Regions from separate parts of the Homo sapiens genome. Here region 2 is linked to region 1. Evidence: chromatin loops called from intact Hi-C (ENCODE). Cell type or tissue: GM12878. All regions are shown on one strand.

Region 1 (8,000 bases):
CAGGGAAGCTGAAGATGCAGGGGATAAGCAGGCAAGACCCCTTCACACCCTGCACGTCCTGGGGACTGGAGACGCCCCATGAGGCCTGGCCTGGGGGAAGAACGGCAGGGGGACAGAGGGGAGGGTGATACAGGCCTCAGGGTGCCACAGAGCCCTGCGACCTGCCCCAGAGAAGGTGCCCCAGCTGGGCTCCCAAATTCTGCCCTGCCCCGAGAAATGCACACTTAGAGCAGCCCTTCTCAGTGCCCCAGGGGTCAGTCCACTGCCCGAGGCTGCTCAGAGGTTTGGTAGGGTGGCTCGAAGACAGATGGCAGCTTCCTGCCCAGCTCCTGGCCACTGCCCGATTGGGCCCTCCCTTGACCTCAGCAACCAAACATGTGACCCAGGCATAGTCTAATCTGCCAAGGGCTGGACTTATGAAGGCTGGACCCTGGAAGACAGGCACTAGGCCCGCAAAGCTTACCTGCTGGGAAGAATGAGGCCAGGAGGAGAAGCTTGGGCAAGAAGCCCATAGCAGGTTCTTGTGCTGCTCCTGTTGCCTAAGAGGGTGGTGCGCACTGCGCTGGCTGGGCTCACAGGGGCCTCCAGGGACACCTCTGGGCACTTTAGCCCCAGCACCTGCTAGAAGTCCGAGCCTGTGTCCCCACCTCCTCTGCTGGCCAACCCAATAAGAGGGCAGGGCTCTTAAAGACCTCTGAGTCAGACACCAGCAGAGAGCCAGGAGGCCACGTTCCCAGCTCAGGCTGTGCCCAGGAATGCCCTCACTTGGTGGCCTGCCTCAGAAAAGCCTGTGTGTCCCTTGGCCCTATCCCAAGTTCTGCTTTCCCAGCCCCTCAAGGATACCACCCTAAGGCAGATGAACAGCTGTTTCTCCCTCTTCCCCACTTCCCTGCCCCCTCCCCACCACCCAAACCAACAGGAACTGGAGCCCAGAGATGCCCAGTTACTCACTCCAAGACACCCAGCTAGAATGATGGTTTCTTCCTGAGGCTTGTCTCCTACCACCTGCCTTACTAACTATAGACCATAATGGGGCTTTACTGAACTTGCCGAAGTGCTGCCTTTAACAGTCACTCCCCTGCTCAAAAACCTTCTGTGGCTCCCCATTGCCCGTGAGATGTGAAAAGTCCTCATTTCCTGCCCCCAGCTCTGTCCCCATTCCCTGCTCTCCGCAGACCCACTCTGGGGGCAGTTCTGTCTGCTCAAGGGCTCCCTAGCTGCCCAGCTCTATCTCCACCACAGATAATCTTTGCCTGCTGAAACCTTATTCAACCTTCAAGGAGCAGCATGAATTTGGCTTCCAGCTGGAACTTCTCCTTTGAGGTTCCTGTAGCTACCCCAGAGCTATCTCTATTTTCCTTGCCTTGTTTTTTACAGCTTGTGAGAGCCCATTTCTCAGGACCTAGAACTGAAGATATGTGCCCCATAGCAGTGCGGAGCCTACCAGGCATTCAGCAAACCCCTTAGTGACTAAGAGAGGGGTGAGGTCTTTAGGGGTTCAGAGCTGAGGTTCAGAGTTGGAGTGGGGAGGTGGCAAGGCAAGTCTAGGTTTGAAAGGTAGCATGAGAGCGCTGTGGAACACATACCCCACAAATATGAGCTCAATGTGTGCGGAGTGTACCATATCCAAAAAGGCAGGCCCTCAACCATGGAGTGCCCCTGGTCAGGGAGTGTCTAAGGGGTACCATAGACCTGAGCCCAAAAGGAAGAGATGCCAGAAACACATATAAGTGAAACTATAAAACTCTTAGAAGAAAACAGGTGAAAATCTTCATGACCTTGGATTAGGCAATGCTTTCTTAAGTATGAAATTAAAAGCACGAAAAAAAAAAATAGGTAAGTTGGACTTCATCAAAATTTAAAACTTGGCCAGACACAGTGGCTCATGCCTGTGAACCCAACACTTTGGGAGGCTGAGGCAGGAGGATCACTTTAGCCCAGGAGTTCAAGACGAGCCTGGGCAATACTGCAAGACTCTGTCTCTACGAAAAATTAAAAAACAGGCCTGTGGTCCCAGCTACTCTGGAGGCTGAGGTGGGAAGATCGCTTGAGCCCAGGGGAGGGGTCGAGGCTGCAGTGAGCCATGATTGCACCACTGCACTCCAGCCTGGGTGACAGAGCAAGACCCTGTCTGAAAAGAACAAACAACAGCTGGGTGCGGTGGCTCACGCCTGTAATCCCAGCACTTTGGGAGGCTGAGGCATGCAGATCACAAGGTCAAGAGATTGAGACCATCCTGGCCAACATGGTGAAACCCCGTCTCTACTAAAAATACAAAATTAGCTGGGTGTGGTGGTGTGCACCTCTAGTCCTAGCTACTCGGGAGGCTGAGGCAGGAGAATCACCTGAACCCAGGAGGCGGAGGTCACGGTGAGCCAGGATCACGCCACTGTACTCCAGCCTGGTGACAGAGTGAGACTCTTCTGTCTCAAAAAAAAAAAAAAAAAAAAAGGATATGAATCAAAGGACACTATCCAGAGAGTGAATAAAAGGAGGACAACCCACAGAATGGGAGAAAATATTTGTAAATCATTTATCTGATAAAGGACTAATATCCAGAATATATAAAGAATTCCTACAATGAACAACAACAACCACCAAAAAAACCATGAAATCCAACTCCAAAAATGGGCAAAACACTTGAATAAACATTTCTTCAAAGAAGATATATAACTGGCTGATAAGGACATGAAAAGATGCTCAACATCACTAGGCATTAGGAAATGCAAATCAAAACCAAACCACAGTGAGATACCACTTCACATCCGTTAGAATGGCTATTCACAAACAAACAAAGCAACACAGAAAACAATAAATATTGGTGAGGATGCGAAGTTGAAATTCTTGTGTATTGCTGGTGGGAATATAAAATGGTTCCGTCACTGTGGAAAACAATTGGGTCATTCCTCAAAAAGTCAACATAGGATTACCATATGATCCAGCAATTCCACTCCTAGGTATATACCCAAAAGTACTGAAAACAGGGACTCTAACAGAGTACACCAATGTTCACGGCAGCACTATTCCACTAAAAGGTGGAAACAGGTCAAGTGTCCATCAGTGAATGGATGTGGATAAACAAACTGTGGTATGTACATACAATGGAATATCAATCGGCCATAAGGAGGAATGAATTCTAACATATGTGAACCTTGAAAACATTATGCTCAGTGAAACCAGCCAGACACAAAAGGGCAAATATTGTAGGGTTCCAATTACATGAAATATCTAGACTACGTATATTCAGAGACTGAAAGTAGAATAGGATAGAGGTAACCAGGGGCTGCAGGGAGGGGGAGCTAATGTTTAATGATTGCTGAGTCTCTCAGATAATGAAAAAGTTCTGGAAATAGTGGTGATGGTTACACAATATTGCAAATGTACCTAATGTCATGGGGTGTACACTTAAAGACAGTTAAAACAGTAAATTTTACATTATGTATATTTCACCACATACACACCCATGTTGCCAACTTTGCAATCCTCCCTGGTCCTAAATGCTGACTTGGCCAAGTGAACGAGGAGGCTGGAAGTGGGGACAGGAAACTCATGACCTCCCAGCTCCCAGCCCATCCGCCTCAGGGGCTGGGCTCAGCAGATTCCAATGACTACCAGGGGTCACACCTGGGAAGGGGGTGAGCCGAGGCCCAGGGCCAGTCAGGCTGACCAGGTGGGACTTAGCCTGCTGCAGAAGGCAGAAGGTGCCCCAGCAGGGGGCACAGTACAGGGCGGGATTGGGACAGGAAGGACACCGCTCCCCAGGGGACCCAGCCCTCTCGCAGGCTGCTGGAGTGGACTGATCTGGCCATTTATGGAGGCCCAAGGGCTCATCTCCAGTTCTCTAGGAAGCCCTAGGCCTCCTCCTCTTCTGGGAAGATGCACCCCCAGCCTCCACACCAGGTTCTTGGCCACTGGAGAATGATATAGCTGGGGCCCTGGGACCTGGACACCTCACCGTGAAGAAAAGCAGCCTGCTGGGCACACTGGGGGTCAGATGTGTCCCTGGCCACAGGGGATGTCAGGGTCAGCTCTGCTATGGCCAGGGCAGCTATCTTGTCCCAGCTCCCCTGTTCCTCCCATTTGGGGTCCTGAAAAGGGCAATCGTGAACCTGATGGAAGAATGGTGGGGTTCTGGACACAGCGACCCTGGAACAGGGCGCGGGGGAGGACCCTTTCCAGGACCACTCCCATCACATAATGTAGAGGCCACCTATGCTTAGCCCGGCCCTAACCCCAAAGGGGTCAGCCCCACCGGAATCCAGCCTATTGGCTCAGCCTGTCACCACAAAGGCCAGCTTCAGCCCAGATAACTGTTCTGGAAACAGAAAGAGCAGGGACCGCTCAGAAAGGAGATCTCTGTCCCTGTTTGAAAGCCTGGAGTTGAGGGGACAGTGCCCCGCCCCCCGCCCCCCGCAACTTGGGTTGCAGCTGTGGCCTAGTGAGCACGCAGCGCCCCCTGGTGGTCGAGGGGGAATTGCGGGTCCCGGGAAAGGGGGCGGTGTGCCAGCAACAGGGAGCAGGCAGCTCTGCAGCCCTGAACCATCCCTCCCTTGGGTGACTCTTTTGGAAATCATTGTTCCCCAGACAGGAGGTTCCTGAGGTTCATACTTGGGTCTCCAAGTCTTGGGTGCTCTGAAGACAGGATTTTAAATCCCCACTCCTACTATTGGTATGTGTTGCATCAGGGTGGCTTGAGCTGGCCTGGTACACAGTGGGCACTCACGTTTGCTGCCTGTTTGAGACCAAGTGCCTCAGGAGGTCTTGGAGGGTTGGCTGGGGCCCCAAGTCCCTGACCTCTGATTCCAGAGGCCAAGTTTAGCTGGGGAAGAAAGGGCAGAGGCAGTTTCCCTATGGACAGCTAGGCCCGGGTGTAGGATTCAGTTTCTGTTTCCTGACACCAAGGCTTCTCCCCAACTTCCCCATTGGGCTAGAGAAGGAAGAACACAGGGTGACATGGCCAGCTGGAGGTTACTGGCCCACAGATAGGGAGTCAGGGTACGGATGGGCAATTCCTGGAGCAGATTATGGTCAAAATAGTGGAAATCCCCAATCACAGGCCAAATGTTTAATTCTCAGAGCCATAGAATCCATAACTAATGCTTATTGGCTTTGACATGGGCAGTAGAAATTTCACACTTCATTCCTTAATCTGGCTCTAAATGCTTCTGGCTGGAGTGCTCACTCTCCAAACTGTGCTGGACAGCACCAGAAGCCCTCCTGTGGACGGACGAAGTGGTGATGGATGAAGTGGAATTGTGCTGGGGTTAGAGTAAGGAGAGATTATCGTTGGGCTGGGCTGGGGCTGAGGTCAGGGTGATGATCAGGTTGGAATTCTGGAAGCAAATTAAGGCTGGGATTGGGGTGGACATTGAGGTTGAGTGATGGGTGGGGGTAAGGGTGAAGGTTGGAGTTGGGTGCAGGTGATGGTTAAGATACGGTGGAGGCTGGGTTGAGATGAGGATGATAGAGTCGGAGTTGTGGTTAGGGTTGGGATGATGGATGGTTGGGATTAGATGAGATGAGTAAATGGTTAGGGTTGGGGTGCAAGTGAGGTGAGGGTGAGATAAGGTTGGAATAGGGGCTGGGGCTGGGGCTGAGGTAGGGTCAGAGCAGGGTGATGGTCGGGACTGGGATTGGGATGCAGGTTGGAAGGATTTGGGGGTGGTGGAAGGGTTTCAGTTGAGTCCATCTTTGATTAGTGTCTTGGACTTGGGTTGGTTTGGGGTCCACCACTCGCACCCAGATGGAGCCCCCCCCCGACCCCTGCCCCTATCCCGCTCAGCCAGTTTCAGCCCAGCCCCGCTCCTAATGCTCCACTCACCCTCTGGGCCCAGGGACCAGGGACAGGGGTACCTGCTCCACAGAAGGAAGTGGCTGCGGCGGTGCTGGACCTGCGGAGAGGAGAACAGGAAGGACGGCCAAGAGCTCCTGGTGCAGCTGGCTCCCCAGGGCTCTGCCGGCTCAAGAGAGAAGGATCCCGTATCAGGGGCTGCTTCCTCTTTCCCAAAGCCTCAGCTCTACTGTCCAACCCAGAGGCTGGTCAGGGAGGCAGCTGCAGGCCTTGCGCAATGCCAAAACGGGAAAGACCTCCATAGGGGAAGGCCCTCGGCAAGGCCAGGGACTTAGGGACTCCAGCAAGCAGAAGTGGGACCGCTGCAACGCTGGAGCCTCCCCAGGCAAAGTGAGAAATGGAGTGGGGGACTCCCATTCACCAGCCAAATCCACACCCCACTCTCTCTGAGCCCCTTAGGGAGGCTGGGGGAGGTGGAAGGGGGCTTCCTGCACACAGCTCTCCTCCCTGACACCTGAGAGGGAGGCGCGCCCAGCCTGGGGTGGGGATGCACTACACGATGCCCAGACCAAGGCAGTTATTCTCCAAGCCATTCAGGAGCCTCCCTGTACCACTGAGTACTCTTAAGAACCCCCAAGAGGCAGTCCCGTGTTGTGGGGGACATAAGGCCCCAATGTCCAGGACACTCCTCAGGTTTTCTCTTTCCCCTCTCACTGTCCTGTACGTTTTTTGGTTTTTGGCTTCTTGTTGTTGGTTTTTTTCTTTTTGTTTTGTTTTTGCTTTTGAGATGGAGTCTCACTCTGTCGTCCAGGCTGGAGTGCGGTGGCACAATCTCAGCTCACGGCAACCTCCACCTCCCGAGTTCAAGTGATCATCTTGCCTCAGCCTCTCGAGTAGCTGGGATTACAGGCATGCACCACCACATCCGGCTAATTTTTGTATTTTTGGTAGAGACGGGGTTTCACCATGTTGTCCAGGTTGGTCTTGAACTCCTGACCCCAAGTAATCTGCCTGCCTCGGCCTCCCAAAGTTCTGGGATTACAGAGGTGAGCCGCTGCACCCGGCCACTATCCTATACCTTCACCCCCACCTTGGGACAGGAAAGGAAAGCCCCCACCACAGCTAGTTACTGTTACATTACTGCAGCCCATCTTATTGAGGGCCTAGTTTGTGCAGGCACTTGACATGTGAAGCAGATGTTAATTGCTCCAAGCAATCCCAGATACAAGCAACAAGACTTTTTTTGGTTTTTGTTTGTTTGTTTGTTTTTGTTTTTTGAGACAGTGTCTTGCTCTGTCGCCCAGGCTGGGGTGTCCTGGTGCAATCTTGGCTCACTTTGGCTCACTGCAGCTTCGAAATTCTAGGCTTAAGCAATCCTCCTGCTTCAGCCTCCTAAGAAGCCGGGATTACAGGCGCTTGCCACTATGCACGGCTAATTTTTTAAGTTATTTTGTAGAGACGGAGTCTCCCTATGTTCCCAGGCTGGTCTCAAACACCTGGGCTCAAGTGACTCTCCCACCTCGACCTCCCAAAGTGCTGGAACTACAGGCGTAAGCCACCACTCCTGGCCATTTTTTTTTTTAATTTCACAACTCAAACTTAATTCAACTCAGTCCCTGCCTACCTGTACTGGTGGGGAGCTGGCCACAGCAAATTAGGCCCCTGTACCCTGAGGGCAAGGCCACGTGTGCAGGTGTAAAAGGATGTGAAACCCTAAATCAGGGTGGATCCAGAATCGCAGGCCATGGTGCCCCAAAGCAGATGTCTGGTGACATTCCACCCTGAAATGCTCAGGCTACAGAGATATTAGGTCTCTATCACTCTGTTCCTCTTTATAGCTCCTGTGTCCACTCCTATGCTTGGGCCATTTCCTCTTTCGGCCAAAACACAAAGGGTTCATCCCATTACTTCCTCCCTCAACAGCTGGTCCGGAGACACCCAGCTCTAGGCCTGTGGGGTTGTGACACATGGGTACCAATCCTTCAGTCCACTGGGACTCTATACATCCACCCCTTGGCTTCATGGTGGGAAAGCATCCCTTGACTTTGACCTTAGTCATATGACTTGCTCTGGCCAATGGATGTGCACGGACATGACACAAACTAAGTCTTGAAACGTACTTAAGCAGTTTGCCTTTCCCCCTGAATTTCTGTCATTGCCATGCAAGGGGCAGGCTCCAACTAACCTGCTGGTCCAAAGAGGATGACGA
Region 2 (8,000 bases), 490 kb before region 1:
AGGGCCTGCCCTGGGAGTTGGAGGACTGCCCCTCCTGGACCCCAGCAGTGCATATCCTGTCACCCACAGTTGCAAGCCAAAATGTCCCCTCTTTATGTGCTTTTATTTATTTAGAGACAGGGTCTCACTCTGTTGCCCAGGCTGGAGTACACCGGTGTGATCTCGACTCACTGCAACCTCTGCCTCTTGGGTTCAAGCGATTCTCCTGCCTTAGCCTTCCAAGTAGCTGGGATTACAGGCGCCCACCACCACGCCCTGCTAATTTTTGTATTTTTAGTAGAGAGGGGGTTTCACCATGTTGGCCAGGCCAGTCTCGAACACCTGACCTCAAGTGATCCGCCTACCTTGGCCTCCCAGAGTGCTGGGATTACAGATGTGAGTCACAACACCCAGCCTATTTGTTTACTTATTTATATTTTTGAGATGGAGTCTCACTGTCGCCCAGGCTGGGGTGCAGTGCGTCAATCTCGGCTCACTGCAACCTCTGCCTCCCTGGTTCAAGCGATCCTCCTGCCTCAGCCTCCCAAGCAACTGGGATTACAGGCATGCGCCAGCACGCTGGCTAAGTTTTTTTTTTTTTTTTTTTTGAGACAAAGTCTTGCTCTGTCGCCCAGGCTGGAGTGCAGTGGCATGATCTCGGCTCACTCCAACCTCCACTTCCCGGATTCAAGCGATTCTCCTGCCTCAGCCTCCTGAGTAGCTGGGACTACAGGCACGTGCCACCATGCCCAGCTAATTTTTGTATTTTTAGTAGCGTTGGGATTTCACCATGTAGGCCAGGATGGTCTCAATCTTCTGACCTCGTGATCTGCCTGCCTCGGCCTCCCAAAGTGCTGGGATTACAGGTGTGAGTTACCATGCCTGGCCTTTTTTTTTTTTTTGTGACAAGTTTCACTCTTGTTGCCCAGGCTGGAGCGCAATGGCACGATCTCGGCTCACTACAACCTCCGCCTCCCGGGTTCAAGTGATTCTCCTGCCTCAGCCTCCCTAGTAGCTGGGATTACAGGCACCTGCCACCATGACCAGCTAATTTTTTGTATTTTTTGTAGAGGGGTTTCACTATATTGGCCAGGCTGGTCTCGAACTCCTGACCTCAGGCGATCCACCCATCGCAGCCTCCCAAAGTGCTGGGTTTACAGGCGTGATCCACTGAGCCCGGCTTAATTTTTGTATTTTTAGTAGACACGGAGTTTCGCCATGTTGGCCAGGCTAGTTTCAAACACCTGACCTCAGGTGGTCCCACCTCGGCCTCCCAAAGTGCTGGGATTACGGGCATGAGCCACCACTCCCAGCCTATTTTATTTTTTTGAGACAGAACCTCACTCCATCGCCCAGGCTAGAGTGCAGTGGTGTGATCTTGGCTCACTGCAACCTCTGCCTCCTGAGTTCAAGTGATTCTCCTGCCTCAGCCTCCCAAGTAGCTGGGATTACAGGTGCCCACCACCACGCCTAGCTAATTTTTGTATTTTTAGTAGAGACAGGGTTTCACCACGTTGGCCATGCTGATCTCGAATTCCTAACCTCAGGTGATCCACCCACCTCGGCCTTCCAAAATGCTGAGATTACAGGCATGAGTTACCGCACCCATCCTTATGTGCTTTTAAAAACACTTTACATTATAGAGCATTTCAAACCTGCATAGTAGAATATCATAATAGGATAATGGGCATAAATATATACAGTTATTATTTGTCAATTAAAAAAAGCATAGTAGAATAATGAACCTCAGTTGCCATCAACCAGCTTCCAGGGTTATCAGCACGAGGCCTATTTTGTGACATCTGTAACCCCCCTTATTTTTCCTCAGTCCAGTATTTTAAGGCAAATCACAGACATCATATCATCAGTAAGTTCTTCAGCTTGTATTTATTTTTATTTTTATTTGTTTTAATTTTTTTTGGAGACAAGGGTCTCCCTGTGTTGCCCAGGCTGGAGTGCAGTGGCTCAATCTCGGCTCACTGCCCACCATCAGGGCTCAAGCCATCCTCCCACCTTAGCCTCCTGAGGAGCTGGGACTACAGGTGTAAGCCACCATGCCTAGCTAATTTTTGTGTTTTTTGTAGAGGTGAGGTCTTGCTATGTTGCTGGGGCTGATATCAAACTCCTGAGCTCAAGCAACCCACCCGCCTTGGCCTCCCAAAGTGTTGGGATTACAGGTATGAGCCACCGAGTGCAGCCACTGTATTTCTAAAAGGTGAAAAATTTAAAAACTGTTAAACAAGTAAACTATAATCATTTTAAAATACTACATAATCATTTTTTGGATTTCCTTGGTTGTAGAAAAAGTGCCTATTACAGTTGGTTAGTTTTTGTGGGTTTTTTTTTGTTTTTGTTTTTTCTTTCCTGAGATGGAGTCTCGCTCTGTCGCCCAGGCTGGAGTGCAGTGGCCCGATCTCGGCTCACTGCAAGCTCCGCCTCCCTTGTTCACACCATTCTCCTGCCTCAGCCTCCCGAGCAGCTGGAGCTACAGGCATCAGCCACCACGCCCGGCTAATTTTTTTGTATTTTTAGTAGAGACGGGGTTTCACCGTGTTAGCCAGGATGGTCTCGATCTCCTGACCTCATAATCTGCCCGACCCGGCCTCCCAAAGTGCTGGGATTACTGGCATGAGCCACCACGCCCGGCCTACAGTTGGTTAGTTTTGAATCAGGAAATCAAACAAGGTCCACACTGCATTGGCTAGTTTTCTGACTTTAAATAAAGCCTTGTATCGTCAGCCTGTGCCAGAGGGAAGCGAGAATGCCCAGAGACTTCCATTTCAAGCCTAGTCCCACTGCCTTGGGCTCTGCCGCCCCCGCTACCCCAATTGAGACCTAATTTCCCCTTTTAGGGAATTCCTCCCTCCCCACCCTTAGTGGGCGTCTTGGGAGTGGGGGTGGGAGTTGGCCATTAGGGATGCACTGAGCCCTCACTGCCCACCCGCAGGTCTCCACCAGCTCCTGGCCGGGTTCGAGGACAAGTCAGCCTATGCGCTCTGCACGTTTGCACTCAGCACCGGGGACCCAAGCCAGCCCGTGCGCCTGTTCAGGGGCCGGACCTCGGTGCGTACCCACCTTGATGCAGTTCCCGCCGCGCGCCGCCAGGGGGTGCCGCGACCCGAGCCGACCGCCCCGAGTCTGCGGGAGGGTGGTGGGAGGGGCGCCTTGGGGCCAGAGATATCTGTGCCTTGCTGAGAGGCTCCCCTGCGCAGCATAGGTAGAAGTGCTGTGGATCCTAGGAGGGTGGTGGAAAGGGTTCCCTGGGGCCAGAGTAGTTGCCTACGCCTTGCTGAGGGGTGCCCCTGGGCAGGACAATGGAAGTGTTGTCAATTCTGAAACCTGTTTGACCCCTGAGGCTGTTGTTTCAGGGAAACAGTTGGCTAACAGCTCCTGAGGCCTGATAGACCCAGAAGTGCAAACTGAAGGTGACAATTCCCAAAGCTATTTTTTTCTGTTTATTTTATTTATTTATTTATTTTTTGTTAGTGAGAAACCACACTTGGATCAAAGCTACATCTATAGCCCAGACTTCTCTAACCTCAGATTTCCTTATTCAACTGCCAAGGTGCTTGACTATCTCTCAGCCTTTCCAGCTTTTCATGTTTATGTATAATAGAATCTTAATTCTTTTTTTTTTTTTTTTTTTTTTTTTTTTGAGACAAAGTCTTGCTGTGTTGCCCAGGCTGGAGTGCAGTGGTGTCGTCTCGGCTCACTGCAACCTCCGCCTCCAGGGTTCAAGCATAGAATGTTAATTCTTGGCCAGGTTTGGTGATTTACACCTGTAATCCTAGCACTTTGCGAGGCCCCAGCGGGAGGCTTTCTTGAGCCCAGGTGTTCAAGATCAGCCTGGACACCATAACAAGACCCCATCTTTGCAAAAAATTTTAAAATGAGGCCGGGCGTGATGGCTCACATCTGTAATCCCAGCACTTTGGGAGGCTGAGGCGGGCGGATCACCTGAGGTCAGGAGTTCAAGAACAGCCTGGATAACACAGCAAAACCCCGTCTCAACTAAAAATACAAAAAATATCTGGGCATGGTGGCAGGCACCTGTAATCCCAGCTACTGGGGAGGCTGAGGCAGGAGAATCACTTGAACCCAGGAGGCGGAGGTTGCAGTGAGCTGAGATCTCGCCACTGCACTCCAGCCTGGGCAACAAGAGTGAGACTCCGTCTCCAAAAAAAAAAAAAAAAGAGGCTGAGCACAGAGGCTCACACATGTAATCCCAGCACTTTGTGAAGCAAAGGCAGGAGGATTGCTTGAGGCCAGGAGTTTGAGACCAGCCTGGGTAACATAGCCAGACCCTGTCTCAAAAATAAATAAATAGCCGGACATGGTGGTGCACACCTGTAGTCCTAGCTACTTGGGAGGCTGAGGTGGGAGGATCACCTGAGCCTCGGAGTTTGACGGGACAGTGAGCTATGATCGCACTCCTGCACTCCAGCCATGGAGTGACGGAGTGAGACCCAGTCTCAAAAAAAAAAAAAAAAAAACAAACCTTAATTATTTGCCCAAACTTATTCCTTCCGTGAGATGTATTCAACACCCCCTACTGCCTATCACTGCTCACGACAGCCTCCACCTCCCAGGCTCAGGTGATCTCCCACCCTGGAGAGTAACTGGGACTACAGGCGTGCACCACCACACCCGGCTAATTTTTGTATTTTTGGTAGAGACAGGGTTTCACTATGTTGCCCAGGCTGGTCTTGAACTCCCGACCTTAAGTGATCCGCTGGCCTCATTCTCCCAAAGTGCAACCTCCATCTCCTGGGTTCAAGCAATTCTCCTGCCTCAGCCTGCCGAGTAGCTGGGATTATAGGCGTGAGCAAAAAACATTTGTTGCGTGGTTGAGGTTCAGTAACTGGCCTTAGTCACGCAGCTCCTCACGGCAGAAGCAGAATTTGCCTTTGGGTCTAAATTACTTGGCATCTATGTGACTAATCCCAATCATGTACCACCTCCGTTGTATTTTTTAAAGAGTAAAAAAAAATGTTTTTGAGACAGGGTCTTGCTTTGTCACCCAGGCTGGAGTGTAGTGGCATGACTACCGTTCATAGCAGCCTTGATCTCTCAGGCTCAAGTCATCCTCCCACCTCAGCCTTCCGAGTAGCTAGGACCTCAGGTGTGAGCTACCACATCTGGCTAATTAAAAAAAAAAAAAAAATTGGTAGAGATAGAGTCTGACTGTGTTGCCCAGACTGGTCTCGAACTCCTGGGTTTAAACCATCCTCCCTCCTCGGCCTCCCCAAGCGCTGAGATTACAGGCGTGAGCTACCACACCTGGTCCCTTGTATTTTTTTCAGTTAGAATCTTTTGGGTTTTTTTGTTTGTTTTTTGGAGTGTTTGTTTGTTTGTTTGGAGTGTTTGTCTCTGTCTGTCGCCCGGACTGGATCACAGCTCACTGCAGCCTCGACCTCTTGGGCTCAAGCAGTCTTCCCACCAGGTAGCTGGGACTACAGGCTTACACCACCAGGCTAGGCTAATTTTTGTATTTTTTGTAGAGATGGGGTTTCGCCTTTGCCACGTGGCTCAGGCTGGTCTCAATTTCCTGGGCTCAAGTGATCTTCCCACCTCAGCCTCCCAAAGTCCTGGGATTACAGGCATGAGCCACCGCGCCTGGCCAGATTTTCTTTTTCTTTTCTTTCTTTTTTTTTTTTACTTTGATAACAACATGACATTTCATGTCACTGGATTACAATTTGTTCTTTTTCTAACATTTTCACTGTGGAATTTCCCTACTACAGCCAGTACGTATTGTACTCACTAATGTGTTCATGAAGTGGGGAGTTGGGTACCTGCTTCCTGTTGCGGTGTTTCATCTTATTGTTAAAGTCTTCCTTGTATTTTCAGGAACGCTGTCATAGTAGCCGGCATCTGGCTTGTCCACGGAGTTCAGGGTACTTAGCTTCCTATTAGGAGAAAACGTTTTCTGTCTATCTTTCTTTCTGTCTATCTTTCAAAGTAGCCTCATTGTTCTTCAGTGATGTCCCAATTTGTCCCGGGTGTGGCTGGCGAGGGCGCGTGGCCCCGGAGGTGCTGGTGGTCCTGTGGGTCCATGCCTCCTCCCTGTGTGTGAGGGAAGAGCTGCCCCGCTCTGCTTTTTATTGTATTCAGCAAACATTTGCAGGTGCTGTAGGGGCCTTGCAACTACATTTTGCGTAAGTTGGGTCAAATCAAATTCACAGACTCACCAAACTCATACTGGCCACTGCCCTCCTCGTGCTTGTCCTCTGGACCCAGTTACACACCTGTCCCCCCTTTCCTGTGGCAGGGCCGGATCGTGGCACCCAGAGGCTGCCAGGACTTTGGCTGGGACCCCTGCTTTCAGCCTGATGGATATGAGCAGACGTAAGGAGCCCTGCTTTTCTTCCCTGGGGTGTGGGGTTGGTACAGCCATGGTTTGGGTTGGGCCAGTGCCCCGCCCAAGTGCAGGCATGCGGATATGGGCAGGGGAGGCTCCCAGGGTGCTGTTCCAGCCACAGGCAGCTCTGCTGGGGTGGACACTAGGAATCTGGGTGGCCCAGTCCATGGTTGGGGAGGCAGCCAGATGGCACTGAGAGTCCTGGGCTCTAAGGCTCCAGGTCACCCCACATCAGCTGTGTAGCCAGTGGTTTCGCCTTTCTGGCCTTGGCTTGTAAGCTGTACATCTGACTTTTTTTTTTTTTTTTTTGAGATGGAGTTTCACTCTTGTTGCCCAGGCTGGAGTGCAACGGCGTGATCTCAACTCACTGCACCCTCTGCCTCCCAGGTTCAAGCAATTCTCCTGTCTCAGCTGAGATTACAGGCACGCACCACCGTGCTCAGCTAATTTTTGTTATTTTTGTTAGAGACGGGGTTTCACCATGTTGGCCAGGCTGGTCTCAAACTGACCTCAGGTGATCCGCCCACCTCGGCCTCCCAAAGTGCTGGGATTACAGGCGTGAGCCACCGCGCCTGGCCACATCTGACAGTTTTATGGCATCATTTTCTGACCCCCATCTAGGTTGGGAAAATGTCCAGGCTTTTGCAGCCTCTGGTGGGCACTATTTTATGCCCTCCAAGTACCAGTTGTTCTCTGTAGTTCGCACAAATCGCCCCTTGTTCACACAAGGCACGGGCCATTGTTGGAATCAGGCTTTCCAAGCTGGAGGGGCCCTTAGGGAGCGCAGTGTGAGGCCCCACAATAGCCCCAGCAGGGGTGAGGACATTGTGGAACCAGCCACTAGCCATATGGGGCTGTGGAGCACTTGCGTGTGGTGAGACCCAGAAACGGAATATTTCTGTTCAGCGTTAATTCATTTAAATAGCCACACCTGGCTAGTGGCTACTGGCCGCCGTCTTGCACAGAGCAGTCTGCAGGCCACGGGCGGGGTATGGGATTCTCACCTCACTGCGGTGCTGGCATGGAGGTCGGGCCCCTGGCCAGCTGTTCAAGTGCTCCCCCGCCCTCAGCGCATGAGAGGAGACTGCTGTGTTTGCTCTGTCAGGCCCCACTGCTTCCTGTCAACAGATGACAAAGCTGATCAAACATGCAGCTCATCCCCCCCTGTCCCCAGCTTCCCTTAATGACTTTTGGGCACACTAGAGCAAGTTTAATACCCCTCCATGCTCATTCATGGGGGTTTCTGCCTACAGGGGAATTGAAAACTTTATCCGATTTTTAAAAATTCACTGGCTGCCAGGAGCTGCTGGGCCCCACTCCCCTTTCCTTGGGGTCTGTGAGCTTTGGTCTCCAGGGATGAGATGAGGTAGGGTTGGGAGGGGGTGCACTTCCTTCCTGAATCTGGGCTCCCTGAGCTGCTACTGTCACCCCTCAGGTACGCAGAGATGCCTAAGGCGGAGAAGAACGCTGTCTCCCATCGCTTCCGGGCCCTGCTGGAGCTGCAGGAGTACTTTGGCAGTTTGGCAGCTTGACTTCTGCAGCTGGAGGAGGCCCCTCAGGCCGGGGATCTGGGGAGGGCTAGCCCAAAACCTCCCGCATCGGGCAGGCACCCCCTGAAGTACTTCCTTCAGGGTTTCCCCTTTGTGAGGGTGTCGAGTAG

What was found. Hi-C counts contacts between places; a loop is a spot of excess contacts. Peaks named below come from ENCODE experiments on the same cell type or tissue, not always from the same donor. Only the 100,000 strongest peaks of a DNase experiment are listed, where the experiment ranks them.
Region 2: a loop joins it to region 1, with 7 times the contacts of the local background. A loop is called at or near these places in 3 of 110 quality-filtered maps.

Annotation. Positions count from the first base shown.
Region 1 is chr20:3,706,617-3,714,616 of GRCh38, forward strand. SIGLEC1 (sialic acid binding Ig like lectin 1) reads right to left here and starts at 5,984. Exons shown (of 22, transcript NM_023068.4): 1 at 5,854-5,984; 2 at 464-621; 3 at 1-90. The coding sequence starts at 512. In GM12878, a CTCF peak has its summit at 4,466 (motif pointing left); no DNase peak of the experiment used is centred here.
Region 2 is chr20:3,215,591-3,223,590 of GRCh38, forward strand. ITPA (inosine triphosphatase) reads left to right here. Exons shown (of 8, transcript NM_033453.4): 6 at 2,927-3,042; 7 at 6,251-6,327; 8 at 7,776-8,000. The coding sequence ends at 7,872. Among named protein-coding and RNA genes, the nearest start is that of ITPA, 10 kb to the left of the region's middle. RefSeq lists a silencer at 3,012-3,281. In GM12878, a CTCF peak has its summit at 3,085 (motif pointing right); no DNase peak of the experiment used is centred here; H3K27ac peaks cover 503 bases.